Linked DNA regions of Homo sapiens: region 1 is linked to region 2. Evidence: chromatin loops called from intact Hi-C (ENCODE). Cell type or tissue: endothelial cell of umbilical vein. All regions are shown on one strand.

Evidence for each region. Hi-C counts contacts between places; a loop is a spot of excess contacts. Peaks named below come from ENCODE experiments on the same cell type or tissue, not always from the same donor. Only the 100,000 strongest peaks of a DNase experiment are listed, where the experiment ranks them.
Region 1: a loop joins it to region 2, with 11 times the contacts of the local background. A loop is called at or near these places in 3 of 110 quality-filtered maps.

The regions. Positions count from the first base shown.
Region 1 is chr1:200,072,598-200,080,597 of GRCh38, reverse strand. All of the region lies in intron 5 of NR5A2 (nuclear receptor subfamily 5 group A member 2), which reads right to left. Among named protein-coding and RNA genes, the nearest start is that of NR5A2, 49 kb to the right of the region's middle. RefSeq lists an enhancer at 7,509-8,000. In endothelial cell of umbilical vein, no CTCF peak of the experiment used is centred here; DNase peaks (open chromatin) are centred at 4,257 and 7,707; H3K27ac peaks cover 3,467 bases.
Region 2 is chr1:199,680,041-199,688,040 of GRCh38, reverse strand. No RefSeq gene overlaps it. Among named protein-coding and RNA genes, the nearest start is that of NR5A2, 340 kb to the left of the region's middle. In endothelial cell of umbilical vein, a CTCF peak has its summit at 3,195 (motif pointing left); DNase peaks (open chromatin) are centred at 530, 2,490 and 3,170; H3K27ac peaks cover 2,403 bases.

The DNA of each region.
Region 1 (8,000 bases), 390 kb before region 2:
AATGGAACACAAAAGAGCTGGAAAGAAAAATCGCCTTTTGTTTAGATAGTGAGTTTACAGAGCTCATTTTTCCTTAATGCTTGCCATAAAATAAGCATTCTCTCTCTGACAAAGCTAGTATCACAATTACCAGGAACTATAAAATCAAAGATTTTATATATATATATCTCAAACCAGAGTTAATAATTAAATTTCAAAATACTATAAATCAAAGCATATTAGAATCCAAATATTTTCATGAATATTAAGTCTATGAACATTAAGAGGCTGAGGCAAATGATTTTTGCAGTCTTAGACTCTATAGTACAACTTTGAGAGGCCACACAAGGTTAATTCGGGTGACTGGTTCCATTAATCTAGTGACCAGTTCTATTTGATTGTAACATTTGAGCCATTAGACATATTTCTTGGTAGCATTGCCTGATGGTTCTTGTTAGGCAAATTAATCATGGATCTCTGTGTAAAGCACCTTTTTCCAACTGTCTGTTCTCCTTCTTTCTCCAAATCACCTCAAACTTTTTGGAAATAATAAAGAAAAATAGAGTAAGCCATTTGCTAAAAGCCTGGGGAGTGCAAAACAGTAATAAAGTCAAAAGCTATTTGATAGTATCTAGCTTTTATGTAAGCAACTTTTTGAAACCCAAATGACTAAATTTTGGACTGAGCCTGTCTTCCCAAAATGACACATATGTTTGATTCCTAACATCCCTTTCACCATTTTTTTTTTTTATAACAAGGCCACCCTTATCAAGTCATGTATGAATGAACAGAAGTGTCTTTCATTCCCCACTTGCCTCACGGTTCAAAAGGAACTACTAAAATAGCAGCAAAAAAATCCAACAGCCTGCCAGTGGGCTTGCACCGGTCCCATTCCTAAAGGCATGCAAAAGGTTGGAGAGCTCAGCAAAATTTTTATGTATGGGAGCAGGCCCAAGGAAAACTCACACGCCATAACCAATTGTGGACAGAGGATCATCTATCAGCAGACAAATGCAGGAACTCCAGAATGTCTCTCCTCAAATGAAATAATATATCTTTGAAAGCCAATGCCCGTTTTAGGCCCCAGGCCCATATATCAAGCCTGAGAGGCTTGTGGAATCGCTCCAGGGCCATTAACCTTCCACCTGTTTCCCCTTGTCCTTCAGGATGAGACCCTGCCCTTGATTTTACTCCCTTCCCCTGTTCATCTTCCGACAGAGTGTAAATGTAAAGCAGCGGGCCTGTGAAATAATTCAAAGGCAATGGACCAGGGGCATGGTTACAAATCTCTGCCACTGGCACTGTGACTTATGCAGGCAGTTTGTCACACATGAGCCAGGTGACCTCAGTGACATAACAGAGAAAAATATCGCCAGAGATCAAAGATGGGATTCGGAGCACTCTAAGTAACTCTGCTCCATAGAGTGAGCAGGTTATATGGTATCCAAGGATTTCCCCTTATATCAATAACATTTGTTCTGGTGAAACAGAAAAGGTAGCCCAGAGACTCCCTAATTGAAATCATTTCTGTCAAGTAGAATTGGGGCCATTTCTGTAACATGAGGATTAGAATTTCTGTTTTCTTGATCATGCCTTATAGTTGCTATGAATGCCAGGAATAGGCAACATAAATCCATCTAATTCAACTTTAATACAGAGAAATTAATAGAAATTGAAAAACATAAAAGTGAGTCCATGAAGAATTTGTCAGCCTGAGTACTTAAAAGCTATTATTGTAAAGGTAAAAGGAAAGTTTTACTATCGCTTATAAATTTGCTAGGTCAAAGAAGTGGTTAAGTAAATTTTTTGAGGCTTACACTATTCATTAAAATGAATTTCACATGTTTATTATGTATTATGTATAACATTAAAGTAAGGTAGTAAATAAAGGATCTAATGAGAGCACATGCATGAAGTTACTTTAAAGAAGTCCAAGACATTCTCCAGATCATATTAGAACTTAAGAAAATGTAGAATGACCCATAAATGGCTAAAAAAAGTAGAGGGGTATATTGGAAGAAAATTAATAGTTGAAATAGTCTTAATTATGAAAGAATTAATTTCTAGTTTGTATTTGTTACTTAAAGTATGATTTTCCTCAGTTGTTCTGTGCATTCAAGTATTCTCTGTTGGGTCTAGAAAATGAACAAGACTTTAACATAGTCCTCCCTAGGCCCATTGTCTTTTCTGTAGCATTAAATTTTGAATTTTTCATAAATTAAAATAACTACAAACAATCAGTCTTGATTCACTGGTTGAGACAGGCAAGTGCACCTTAGTTCATTCCTTTCCTGTTCTAAAGCAAGGTAGCTGGGATGTAGGTAACTTCCCTTGACATGCCATACATAACACACACGAGTATCTCTTTCCAAGTGCTATTGAAGTCTTTAGTGGACCAACTCATGTGTTTTTGCCTTCTCCAAGTGTGCTGGTATCAATGCCAAATTTCTAACGTAGATATGTTAGAAAATAAAAACAATCAACTTTGTTTAATAATCAGAAAGTTCTGATGCCCACGTTTGGAGCAATTTGAAATGCTTGCTTGAATCTTCACAGAAACGTGAGGATACTAACTTTCTTTAACTAGCTTCTTTACCTGGGACTATCACTAGGCTTCAATGAGTCCATGAAGCCCTGGGATTGCATGCAAAATTTCTGTTTTATGCATTTTTCTGGGAAAATTAGTACAAGCTATCATCAGATACTCAAATAATGTTAACAGTGACTGCTAGAGAACAGAAGTCAAAGCCCTAAACTAGAATCAAAAACTGCGAGAGCCCTAAAGGTCATCCAGACTGACGTACCATCTTGCAAATGAGAAAAAGAAGTCCGAGGAAGACGGAACCACACAACTACTAAGTTGATGCAAAATTAATTGCCAGTTTGTTTGTTTTTGTTTCTGTTTGAGACCAAGTCTTGCTCTGTCACCCAGGCTGGAGTGCAGTAGCACTATCTTGGCTCACTGCAACCTCCGCCTCCCAGGTTCAAGCGATTCTCCTGCCTCAGCCTCCCGAGTAGCTGGGATTACAGGCACCCACCACCATGCCTGGCTAATTTTTGTATTTTTAGCAGAGACGAGGTTTCACTATGTTGGCCAGGCTGGTCTTGAACTCCTGACCTTAGGTGATCCACCTGCCTTGGCCTCCCAATGTGCTGGGATTACAGGCTTGAGCCACCCAGCCCAACCTAATTGTGGTTTTAATGGCAAAAACCGCAATTAATTTTGCACTAACCTAATACAATTTATTAAACATTAGCTAGTGAAAATGAGTTACTGAAACTCCGGAATTTGCTTCTTAATTAAGGACCTCTTCCTCTACATGTGATACCAATCTTTCCTTTGGCTGTTGTTTAAAAGTCAGATTTTGTTGTATGACCCTTAAAATAATTTTTCTGTGATGCCGAAACCTAATTATGAGAAATACATATGTTTTTAAAACAACATAAAACATTTTATAATTCTGGCCTTAGGCATCTGTTGGTATGAATAAATGTTTAAAAGACTTTCATTTGTAGATTAAAATTTATGTTTTATAAAAACGGCACTAAAGTAGTAGATATTATGCCTTAAACGCTTGTTAGGTTTTTTCTTGAAAAAGGATAGTTTGTATACATGTCACATGACATGGTCTACCTAACTTTTAAGTAGCTTTGTTGTATCAAATTCATTTTAAGTACATTTTAAACTTCTCTATAATTAATATTTAATTTATACAAATTAATCTATTATCTCTAACAGTGAGTGAGTTAGTGGAAGTTCCTTTGTAATATTTATGAAAATCTCAAACCAAGATCATGCAATGCCACCTATTACCAAAAAATATGTTTCTACTTAATGTTTATTTTGAATTCTCCAAACCTCCAAATTATTAACAAAAATGCTAAGCAAGTCATGCTGTTCATTTAAATGGCAACTCTGTACCTACTCAATAGTTAAAACACTAAATCTGAAAAGATGTCAGCTGCTTTTGAATTCTCAAATCAAGTAAGGTATTTACTATTCTCAGTAAGCTACCTAAATTAGTCACTCCTTTTAGAAGTACAGGACAAAAAATGAAAAAGATACTATAATAGTAAGTTAACCTAAAATTTTTAATCCACTAATGCTCTGCGATTTAAAACAAATAAGATACGGTTAGCCTGCAGACAAAAAAAAAAAAAAATTCCTGGGCATGAATCACTGCTTACATTCTTTTCCATCCACAAACAATTTCATTTGGGAAAGTTGCCACATAGTATCGACAGTGACAACAAATGGCATTGTCCCGTGAACATCTGTTTCCGACTCCCACACTGATACTGCAGGCTGGGTACTTAGGACTTAGTTGGTCTTCACAAGTTGCTGAGCCACAAAGGAACTGGAAATCACTGGTACGTTGAGGTTTTATTATTGGAACACAGGAAAACTTTATCATCATGCTGGGAAGTTCTGTATCTTTTGAAATATTGGAACCGGGGTTATGTTAGCACATTAAACCATGCGGAAGACTACTTCTGAAGAAAGGGGAGGAAAAAAACTGTTTCTTGTCTATTATGTCCTTGGGTTGAGGTTCCCACTCAATCTTCATATAACTTCCTCACCCACCCTCAACCGAAAATTGTTTTGTTTTTAAAAGATGTTATTGAGTTTAGCTTCTTGTTAAAATCAAGAGAACAGAATACCAAAGGAATTCTAAGCAAAACATGATAAATAAACACTATTGTTTCTTAACAAAAAAAAAAGAAAAGAAAACAGAAGAGCTTTTATACACACTTTTATTTTTTCTAAATTCACACTACCATGCTTCACATTTTCTGAAAGCCTGGCGATATAAGGCTCGTAAAGACTCTTGACTAGAACATCCTCACCTCAGCCCACAGTGTTAAAAGGAGGAGGGCAAAGAGCTGCTGGGAGAAAAGCCAGCATGAGTGGATAAGTGGAGAGGTGGCGACAAGACACAGATGTGCGACTTTGGCTTTTGCTGCTCAACTTGTGCTACAACGGTAACGGTTTATGCACGTCTTTCAAGAACCCTTCAAGTGCACGCAACAGATTACTACTCTGTTTTACACCTCTTCTCTGTGTGGCACTTAGTTTTAATGAAAGTCTAATTCTAAACTACTTGCATGCTGCAACTATTTGCATGCTCCAAATTAATTTGCATATTGCTGAAGCAAAGAGGCTTCCTTTTTTGGCGCTTAGTTTTAACAAAAGCAGTAATAGAAGTGAATGTTATTCACAATGGTAATTCTGAATCAACCTATATTAAAACTACTGGCATGCTTCAAATTAATTTGCATATTGCTGAAGCAAAAAAGCCTCCTTTTTTTGCAAAGCGGCTTTCCTTTTTCCACTTATATTAATGGAAATGTTCAGTGGGATATGCAGTCAATGTCTGACTTATGTATACTTGGTAAATGGTTCATTCTAAAAAATATATATTGGAACATATTACATAAAACACTGTTTACTTCATTTGGCATCACACAAAATAGGCACTCCAAAAAATATTTATTAAAGAGATCACCAAATGAAATTACCACAGAGCTGTCTGGCTGAAGATAGGACAATAATAAATTCCTACTGGAGAGAAATAATTCTAAGACTTATTTTTCCTAGAGGACAATCTTTCACCAGAATACACATATAGTTTATAAATAAGTAATACATGTTTTTAAAAAGAATTATTACTAAATTCCATATCTTCATAATTTCACGTGTAAACCCCTAAAAATGTAACTATTTAAAAAATAATCATTCAGTCTATCATGACTACTTATGGGAAAATATATCCATATTTGGAGAAGTTTTTTTTTTAATTCCAGTCCATAGTGATTTAAAAAAAAAAAATTAAAGTGTTTGAGATTTGTGTTTCTCTCGTGTTTTTTTTTTTTTTTTTTTTGAGATGGACTCTCGCCCTGTCGCCCAGACTGGAGTGCAGTGGTGTGATCTCGGCTCACTGCAGGCTCCACCTCCTGGGTTCCCGCCATTCTCCTGCCTCAGCTTCCCGAGTAGCTGGGACTACAGGCACCCGCCACCAAACCTGGCTAATTTTTTGTATTTTTAGTAGAGACGGAGTTTCACTGTGTTAGCAAGGATGGTCTCGATCTCCTGACCTTGTGATCTGCCCGCCTCGGCCTCCCAAAGTGCTGGGATTACAGACGTGACCCACCGCACCCGGCCCTTTTTCTTCTTTCTTTCTCTCTTTCTTGTTTTTTTTTCTTTTTTTTTTCTTTTCTTTTAGATTAAAGACAGGGTCTTGCTATGTTGGTCTTGAATCCTCCCACCTCAGCCTCCCAAAGTGCTAGGATTTCAGGTGTGAGCCACTGTGCCTGGCCTCTCCCACTTTTAACTACAGTCTTACAATCAGTTCTCAAATAACTGCACTCATAATTCATTATCAAAAAGAAAAAAACATTAATAAACAGGCAATCAAAAATTAGAACTAGATCTGTAATATTCATGCCCATGAATCATTTCATTACTAATAGACTATTTATATTGTTTTTTATGCTTTTTAGCATACTTTTATTATGTCATTGATTCCTCACGAGGACCAAGTATAGCCATTTTCATCCAAATCAGTCTTGAAGAAAAATTCAAGAGGAATTCTTTAAGATTGAGTTGATTCAAATGGCACCATCTCTGCAAAGTTTTCCCTGGTGCCCCCTCCACAGACAGAAAAGCTCTGCCCTGTGTTCTTATAACAGCTATCGTCTCTGTTATACACCCATTGCCCATTCTAATTACAGGTTCAAAAGTCTGTCTCCCAGCAGTGCGAGGCTAGTAAGCAAGGACTGGGTATCTTAACCGACTTCGTATCCCTGCTGCTTAGCAATGTGCCTGGCATATTGAGGCGCTCCATATATGTTTGCTATATTAATTAATCAAGAAACTGTGGCTCAGAGAAGATGTGTGTGCATATGTGTGTGTGTGTGGTGTGTGTGTGTGTGTTTCAGTGGGGCCTACGTATCTGTGATTCTGTATCTTCTACATCCGTGGATTCAACCATGGATCAAAAGTATTTGGGGAAAACAAATTGTGTCTGTACTAAACATGTACAGACTTTTTTGTCATTATTCCCTAAACAATACAGTGTAACAACTACTTATACTCTCTTAGGTATTATAATTTTAAGATGATTTAAAGTACATGGGAGGTTATATGTAAATACTGTGCCATTTTTATACCAGAGACTTGAACATTCTCAGATGTTAATATCTGTGGAAGGTCCTGAAACCAATCCCCCACAGATATCAAGGGACAGCAGTATGTGTGCGCATATATATATAAAGGGGAATATATATATATATATAAAGGGGAATATATATATATATATAAAGGGGAATATATATATATATATATATATAAAGGGGAATATATATATATATATATATATATATGTATGTAAATGCTTTGACCAAAGTCATAGAGCACATTAGTGGCTCAGGTGAAACTGAAACCTGACTTTTGGTTCAGGGCTGTTCACGATGCACTAGTTCTTCCAGTTTCAACTATGTTAACTGATCCTCTGTAGATGCAAACTAATAGTAACCAAATAAGTTAACAAAAAGGCAAGCAATCAACGCTGATTTTCGTAAGGAAGTAAAGATAAAATTCTTCATCACATCTTGTGTCACCTAGAGGAAACATCAGCCTGCCAATTTTACAAACATGCTGGTAAAAGAATTTCCTTGGCAAATTGACAGCATGGAAATGTCCTTTCTAAAAATCAATTAACCCTCTAAATTCACGGGCTTGCTAGAAACATTTCCTATGCCATGGAATACAAGGCTCATGGAGATGCTCTTCCCCTTTCTATTTCTGGACATCTTCTTTTGTTCATACTTGCTAATAATAGTAGCAGAGATGGAGGTGCTATTTATAGTCCTGAAAGCAGCATGACTCTGTGCACACTTTATTCATTTATATTTCCTGTGTTTATTGTAACCTTACCTTTTTAGTAATTAAAAGTGTTCATCCAAGATTTTATTTAGCAACAAATCAGTTGTAAATAGCTTTTCTTTTAATACATGAGAGC
Region 2 (8,000 bases):
TAGCTTGTTTGCTTTTGTCTAGAACATTTTGGAGTCTGAAAAGGCTCAGTTCATAACCTCCTTTATGTAAGTGCAATCTAATTATTTTTCATGCCAGGATATGACCAGTACCTGAGGTTTTGGCTTTAAGACTATGGAAGGTAAATTGGGATAAGGAGTAGAACATTTGCTTTATAACCCAATTTCTCGCTTTCCAGGAGAGCTGATGGTAGAATTTTTTCTTTAGGACACTGAAAATATAATTTAAATTTTAAGAAAAGTTAATATCCACACACCTTTACTACAGAGGTAATGTACGCCCAGTACCTCAAATTCATCTTGCATATAGTAAGCCTTCAACCCAGGAAGACCAACCACCCTGTCCCTTGCTTTAACAACTGTTTAAGAGAAAATATGGCATATTAGAAGGACTGTTACTAAACTGGGTGACTAATGAGTGGTGTGTCATCAGACTATACAGTCTTAAATACCTCATTTTAGCCTCTCTGAGACTTGGCTTAATTGTGTCTAATAGCCCCTCCATCTGTCTTCTGGGAGTCATGCTCGCCCAGCAGTTCCTCTCTCCTTATTCTTGTCAGCCTGTGCATGGTTGCTAACGCTGTGCTGTAGTGAGATCTTGCTGGCCAGCCCCAACAGCATTCCGCCCCTCACCACTCAGCGAGGTTTATATAAACTTGCAAGGTATGTGTTTCATTGTTACTTTGATGACCCATATTCAGGGACCACAGAAAGCTCTGTATCTGCCCTGCTTATTTAACAGCTATTGTGAGGAGCCAATAAAGTAAGTGAAAACCACTTATAAAGTGTAAAGCACCGGACAAATATTCATTAAATCTTTGTACCTTTATTCCTATAGCCCTGAACACTTTGTCTTCCCTTTCAAAAAAACTTAAGTTACCTCTTATATTTTACTTCATTTAGTCTCATCAAATCCCTTTAAAGTAAAGAGCTAATTGCTTGGTTTAATAAACTTCTCCTTTCTAGTAGTCTATTAGCTAGTTTGTCCTTTATAAGTTGTGCAAAGTGACAGCAGGATTGGCTTTGAGGCCTTCCAAGGGTTTTCTACTTAAAGTCTTTCCGAGGGAGCCTAACATCAAAAGTATAAAGGAAGGAGGGAATAGCTTTTCATTTCAAAGGCATCACACTTTGATAAGGTTTTTGAGGAAATAAAAATAAAATTAATGAAAACAGTGGGCTAGAATCTGATCTCTGAGCAATGTATTTCTTAGGTTCATACAGGCTTCCAGAATTCTAAAGTAGTAACTGAATGAAGGGATTCTTTAGAACTGTCTCAGTTCATGCATCTAAGACTCCCTGGAACTATAGCTCTGCAATTTACATGGAAATCATCCTGCAATTTAGGACACATTGCTTGGGAGAATCTACATGTCTGCTCTGTACAGCATTATGTTTTATTTATACTGGTAACCATACTAGTGCTGTATTATGTAAGAATAACCCAGTGATTTTTATTTCCCATTAGAACCTTATGTGCTTTAATTCATCACTATTCTCTACTAGACTTTAAATCCTTTGACAACAGATAGCCTTTGCCTGTTTCACAGCTTCATTTCCAAGGCTCAGCACAGTGCTTGGCATAGAGTTGGCCAATAAATATTTGTTGAGAAGCTGAATTAATGCAAGGTTTTATAAAAAGGATGCATAGAAACTGGATGATACTCTGAGGACAGGTGTTGTATCTGCACATCTTAGAATTCCAAGTTCCACTTTTTTGATCTTCTCAACAAGCATGATATAGATTGTATGCTTATCTGATTCTCAGTTATGAAATCTCATCATCACAATGGTGTCAAAAGTACTGAGAGTATTATATGCTGCTCCTCATGCCTTGGAAACATCCTGTAACTATAGTTCCTTGCCTGACTGTGACTTTATCTGCAGCAGACTTTAAGTAGGGTAGGATCTCACTAAATCTCCAAATTAATATTTCTTCAAAGACGATCTCGTTTTAAGTGGGAGTGCAGGGCTAGGGAGTGGATGATGAGTTGGGATTGGAAATGAGAAATGGGAATAGAAGCAACATAAAGATAACTCTGGAAGAGAAATCCTTGACTTGCACTGGGTGTGAGAAGGGAGAAAAATGATAAACTTTTAGACCACAAAAGCAGGGATCAGGGTTGAGGAGTAATGTAATTGATAACACATATTTACATTTTTCTATCTTTAAGAACAACTAACATGTTACAACTACTCATCATAAAAAGTTTCCATTGTTTTAAGGAAAACAACATGTTGCATCATAGAATCACAAAACAGCAGAGCTGGAAAGAAAATCTGAGACCACTTAATTTGGTTCGTTAATTTTACTGTTGAAGGAACCAAGCCTTTCCTAAAGATCTTTATGAACCTTATTTCTATTTTGCCTCCCATATTTATTTGGAAATTGTGTGGAATGCTTGGGATTATGGTGACTAATGCTTGGGATTAGTCATACAGCAAGGAGTTCAAACATAGTCCACGGTGACAATTAACACTTTGAACTGGATTGAGACAATCTGATAACTGAGTAGACAGTCATTATACTGCCTTCCCAGAAACAGTAAGCACCTTATATGACACTTTTCTAAAAGAATCCTTAAGAACCTCTCCTATAAAACTCACACATTGTTTTACTGAGAAGAATACATCAGGTGTCTGAAAGAATAGAACTAATTTTTGATTTTGGTAGCAACAACCCAAGATGTCTTGTGTTCTTAAGTCAATTTCCCCAAGACTATTTTATTCTCAATATAATCAGCATTTGGGGAGGGGGTATTCTTTGAAATATTCTAAATGTTAAATATATAAGAAATATTCTGCATTGTGCTTCCCTGTTTCCATAAGCTAAATCTTTCAAGAGAACTCTCTGAAATGATACCCTATCATTCTCTCATTTAGATACCATATCAATCTAAACTGATTAGAGTCATCACAACTGCCCCCAACACAGTTGTCCTCAACTAACAATGGCACTTCGGAAAAGCCTGCATTTCATTGATGACTGAAGTCCTCACTAGTGCAAAACAGTAGCTCTTCTAGTCACAAGACTTTATTCCACATTGCATAAAATTCTAGGAGTCTCTGTGGTATGTTCATACTGAATCAGGGGTAGCTTTAATAGAATTTGTGTTTATGACCATCAGGATTAAGAATGTAAATTGATGCTAACTGCATGACTGACACCTAGTGGATATATGCCAGTGGTGCTGTTTATAACCATGCTTCCTTCCTCCCCTCAACCTGCCCTGGCAGGCATGCTATATTATGGCCCTTCAGAATATTATCCATATGGGGAAAAAAAATCACATTGGAAGAAATCATTGTCTTAAATACAGAATTATGTCATTATATATTGCTAAAATAATAGGACCAAAAACCTAGAAATACAGAATATTTACAGAGATTTGAAAGAATATACAGTAGCTTGGAGTTAAAAAAAAATAAAATAAAAATAAAAAAAGACCAGATATCAAAATTTAGTTTGTTTAGTTTGTTGGAAAGGATTGAAATACACTGACATGTAAAAGCTTGTGTAATATACAAATATCCACACAGAATTGAAATGCTTAGTATTATATCTTATCTTTGTTTTTTTGACATTAACTTACGTGCTTGAGAGATACACAGATAAAGGTTTAGTCTACTTATTCTGACATGAACTAGCACTTGTGATTGTAGTAAAAGTGTTAAAACTGCTACTATTCTGAGAATCAAATATTGATAATCAACAATTAGAATAAATTTTACATAATTTGTATGTTTCTTTTACCTACTGGGAAATTTTATTATTACTATTAAAAATAGACAAAAGGGTTGATTGTGTCAATAAGAAATTTTAAGCACAAAATGTTTTTTAAAAAGTGCATGTTTTATTGTAATTAAGGTACTGGAATTCAGATGATTATATAAATATAATGTAGATTATAGTGTCAAAATCTGAATTTTAGGAAAAAGTCTGGGCACTTTTATTCAAGAAGTTATTAGTTGTAGAGAAACAACAGATTGGACACTGTGAAAATACAGCAGTTTGTTTTGCAGATTGCCATTATTGGAGAAAGTAATTTTTAGTTGCCAATAATAAAAGATACTTTGAAATGCAGTCTCATAGATTTTTAAAAACCGTATGTTTTCTTATAGAAGTTTTCTTTAGTAGAAATTACTTTCCAGTCCATTCTTTATCTTAAAGTATGTAAAATTTCGAGCAAAAATACAGCATTGTTTTAAAGGGCATCTTCTCAGTGAGAGCAGTACAGCTGTGTAAATTGCATTGTATGGGACACTCTTGCACAGTATAACAGTGCTGCATAATAAGAAAAAGTCATGCCGCTTATCACTCAGGGCAGATGGCTTGTGCTTCTCTTTTTGAATATCAGGTAGACCTTATTCCAGATCCTTTAGATCAGTCTTTACTTTAGGAATGGTCAGAGTCAAGTTGGCCATGGTGGACATTCTGCCAGTAGGTGTAAATAAATGGCAAAAGTCAACAGAAATTTTATAAGCAATTTCACACTGGCTGGGAAGGAAAAGACTGGAAGTTTGCTAACTGTGTTTTTATATATATTTATGCATTGATACTGAGAAAAGCTTCCTTGTGATGAAGTGATTATTATAAATAAAGCTGATTGTGATTATACTTAAATTACAAGGTCCTACTCCCCATCACCACCTCTGCCCCAGCTCCCCCAAGTAAACCACTGTTCTGGTTTCTTTCGTCATGTATTAATGTTGCCTGTTTCAGAATTCCATATAAATGGAATCTGATGCTCATCTGTGTTACGTGACATGCATTAACCTTTTTATTGCCAAATAATATTCCTTTCTTCCTCAGTAAAAGAGCCACCCACCCACCGCCCCCACAATATCAACATTGTAAAACAAAGCACATGAAGTAGTTTTAGAATTGTCACAACCAGGACAACACACACACACACACACACACACACACACACACACACTCTCACATATTAAACTTACAAAAAAGATTTCAGGTCTGTTTGCAATTGTACACCCCAGAGTTGGGGTTGGGTACAATTGCAAACAGACCTGAAGTCTTTTTTGTATGTATAATGTCAAAGTACTATGAATATTTTGAATGTAAAAGTCAAAATATTGTGTTCAAAACTTCCTTAAATTAGTTTTCTCAAATGTGATTGTTATTCAATTGAAATAGAGTTCAGTTGAATTTAATTGTTTGTTTGAATTTAGTTTTAGCTTTGTCTTTTCAACAGTTGCTTTAAATATATAGAACCTTAACAGTATCATGTATTCAGCACAGGGTTGGATTTTGCTTTATGAGCCAACTTGAAAATATTTTTCTTATTAAATGAATTAAATAATTTCACATTTATTACTTCAACTGATGTATTTTCAACTTTTGTTATAATATAACTTCTGTGTATATTGTGTATTATTTGTTGTGTCTTCTTTGCCATTTAAAATTTTCTTTTCAATTCTTAGGATTTGGAACTTTTGTTCCAGTGGTTAACTTTTTACTTATATTTTTTACCATTTGCTGTAAGATCTGTCAGTTTTAAATGATGTATTTTGACTCACATCTAATAAATATACAAGTGAGAAAGCCAATATTTTTTTAGTTGCATTCTTTCTGTTTTGTGAGAACAAACCATACTCACATATGACATTATTCAGAGCCTCATCCTTGTTTTGGTCTTAGATCTACAAATAAATACAATGCTTATTGTTAGGCCTTTTCCTAGGTATCTGCTATAACTTTTCAATGTGTAGATTCACTTTTTCTTTTATTTCTGGAAAGTTTTTTTTGTTTATGGTTTTTAATATTTCCTTCCTTCCTTCCTTCCTTCCTTCCTTCCTTCCTTCCTTCCTTCCTTCCTTCCTTCTTCAGTAACATTTAAGTTGGCTCTTCTTTACCTGAATTACACTGCAACCACTTTCTGAATTTTTTTTTCTCTGTTTAGAAAAAAATATCAGTTTTGTTTTCTTGGATGTCTTCCCTTTTTTTATTCAATACTCATTACTATTTAAATTTGAATCTGTTATCCCTTTATAATTTCATCTTTATTTCTAATATTATTTTGTTTTATTCTATTTTTATCTTAAATGTGGTCTATTCAATTTTATGTTCTACTCTCCTTTGTCCCTTTTTGTTTTTAATTTTAGAATTTATGATTCCAAATTATTTTTTATATCCCAAAATACTTAAGGATATATAATTTAGTACAAATTGTTATATTACCATTTCTTCTATGTAACTATTGTATTTAGGGAAGAATTGTCATCAGCTGATTCTTTTGGGTCATATTTTCTGTTTCCTATGTTTAGTAGTTATGCATGAAATTTTTTTTTTCCTATTTCTGTGCACTGTGGACAGAGTCCTAGGACAGGAGCCCTTTTTCTGTCAGTTTAGTGAAATGCAGTGCATTTAATGTATGATACTGGTGCTGGGAAGGGAAGATTTTCTACTTCCTTGCACTGCCCTATCTCCAAGAGGTACCACCTTTTCACTATTAATCTGATTTTCCCAAGAAGCAATGATTCTTTGAGACTGTCACTTCTAATCGTGATCACTTTATAACCCCTTTTCCAAAGACAGTGTTGTGAATGACCAAGTCCCAAACCTTTGTTCAGTTTTTACCATTTAGTGTTAGACTTTCTCTTTTTCTCTTTATGGGACAGTATTTTTTGGTTTCATTTCAGTTCTTTTTCCCACTCTGTCCACTCAAAAGTTTGCAGTTAGTAATGAGAGCTCTGTTGGATTTTTTTTTTTAGTGTACTTATAGGTTATTGAAATTCATGGTATTTTTTTAATCTCTTAGTCTTGTGTGGTTTTATTTGCACTATTTGGTGATTTGATGTTTCCGGGGATAGTGTGTATGGAGACTTGGAATCAAGTGAATGGCATTATCCTAAAGGCTTAGAAACTCCTAGATATCTTTTTGCTATTGATTGCTCATTTGATCTTTTTAGTCATAAAACATACACTGTATGATTACAATATTTCCAAATTCCTGAAACTTCTTGTGGCCCAGCATATAATTTCTGTAGGTGAATACTCCATGTACTACTGAACAGAATATGCATTGTGCCATTGTTGGGTGTAGTGTACTACTGACATTTGTTAACTAGGTTCAATTGTTCAACTGATATCTTTAATATAATTATTGATTTTTTGGACAGTTTTTCTATCAATTCTAGAAAGATAAGAGGTAGCATCTCCAAATGTAATTGTGGATTTGTCTATTTCTTCCTTTATTTCTTTAGTTTTTGCTTTGTGCATTTTGAAGTTTTATTAGATCCATGATATTATTAGGTTTATTTACATTTAGGATTGTTAGTGTTTCTTGATTAATTGACTCCTGATTATTATGAAATGTTCTTTTCAATTCATGGCAATACTTGACTTTTTTTTTTTTTTTTTTTTTTTTTGAGATGGAGTCTTGCTCTGTCACCCAGGCAGGAGTGCAGTGGTACAATCTCGGCTCACTGAAACCTCTGTCTCCGGGTTCAAGCAATTCTCTGGCCTCAGCCTCCCGAGGAGCTGGGACTACAGGCACACACCACTATTCTTGGCTAATTTTTGTATTTTTAGTAAAGACAGGGTTTCACCATGTTGGCCAGGATAGTCTTGAACTCCTGACCTCAAGTGATCCACCTGCCTCAGCTTCCCAAAGTGCTGGGATTACAGGCATGAGCCACCGCGCCTGGCCAGAAATACTTATCTTGAAGTATACTCTGATATTAATATAGGTACTCCAGCTTTCTTATGATTAATAGGTATGTGGTATGATTTCATCCTTTTCTCTTTTAATCATTTTGTACTTTGTACTTTAACCTTTTGTATATTTTGTACTTTTAATAATTTTGCATTTAAAATTTAGTCCTTGGATACAAAATCAGTAGAAAATACATTTTTATTAGTACTCCAGAGAATAAGAATTAACCAGAATTTCTTTTGTTTTGAATTGGTTTTAAGTATGGAATAATTGTCTTTAAAGTTATAAAAAGTGATTAGTGATGTTTAT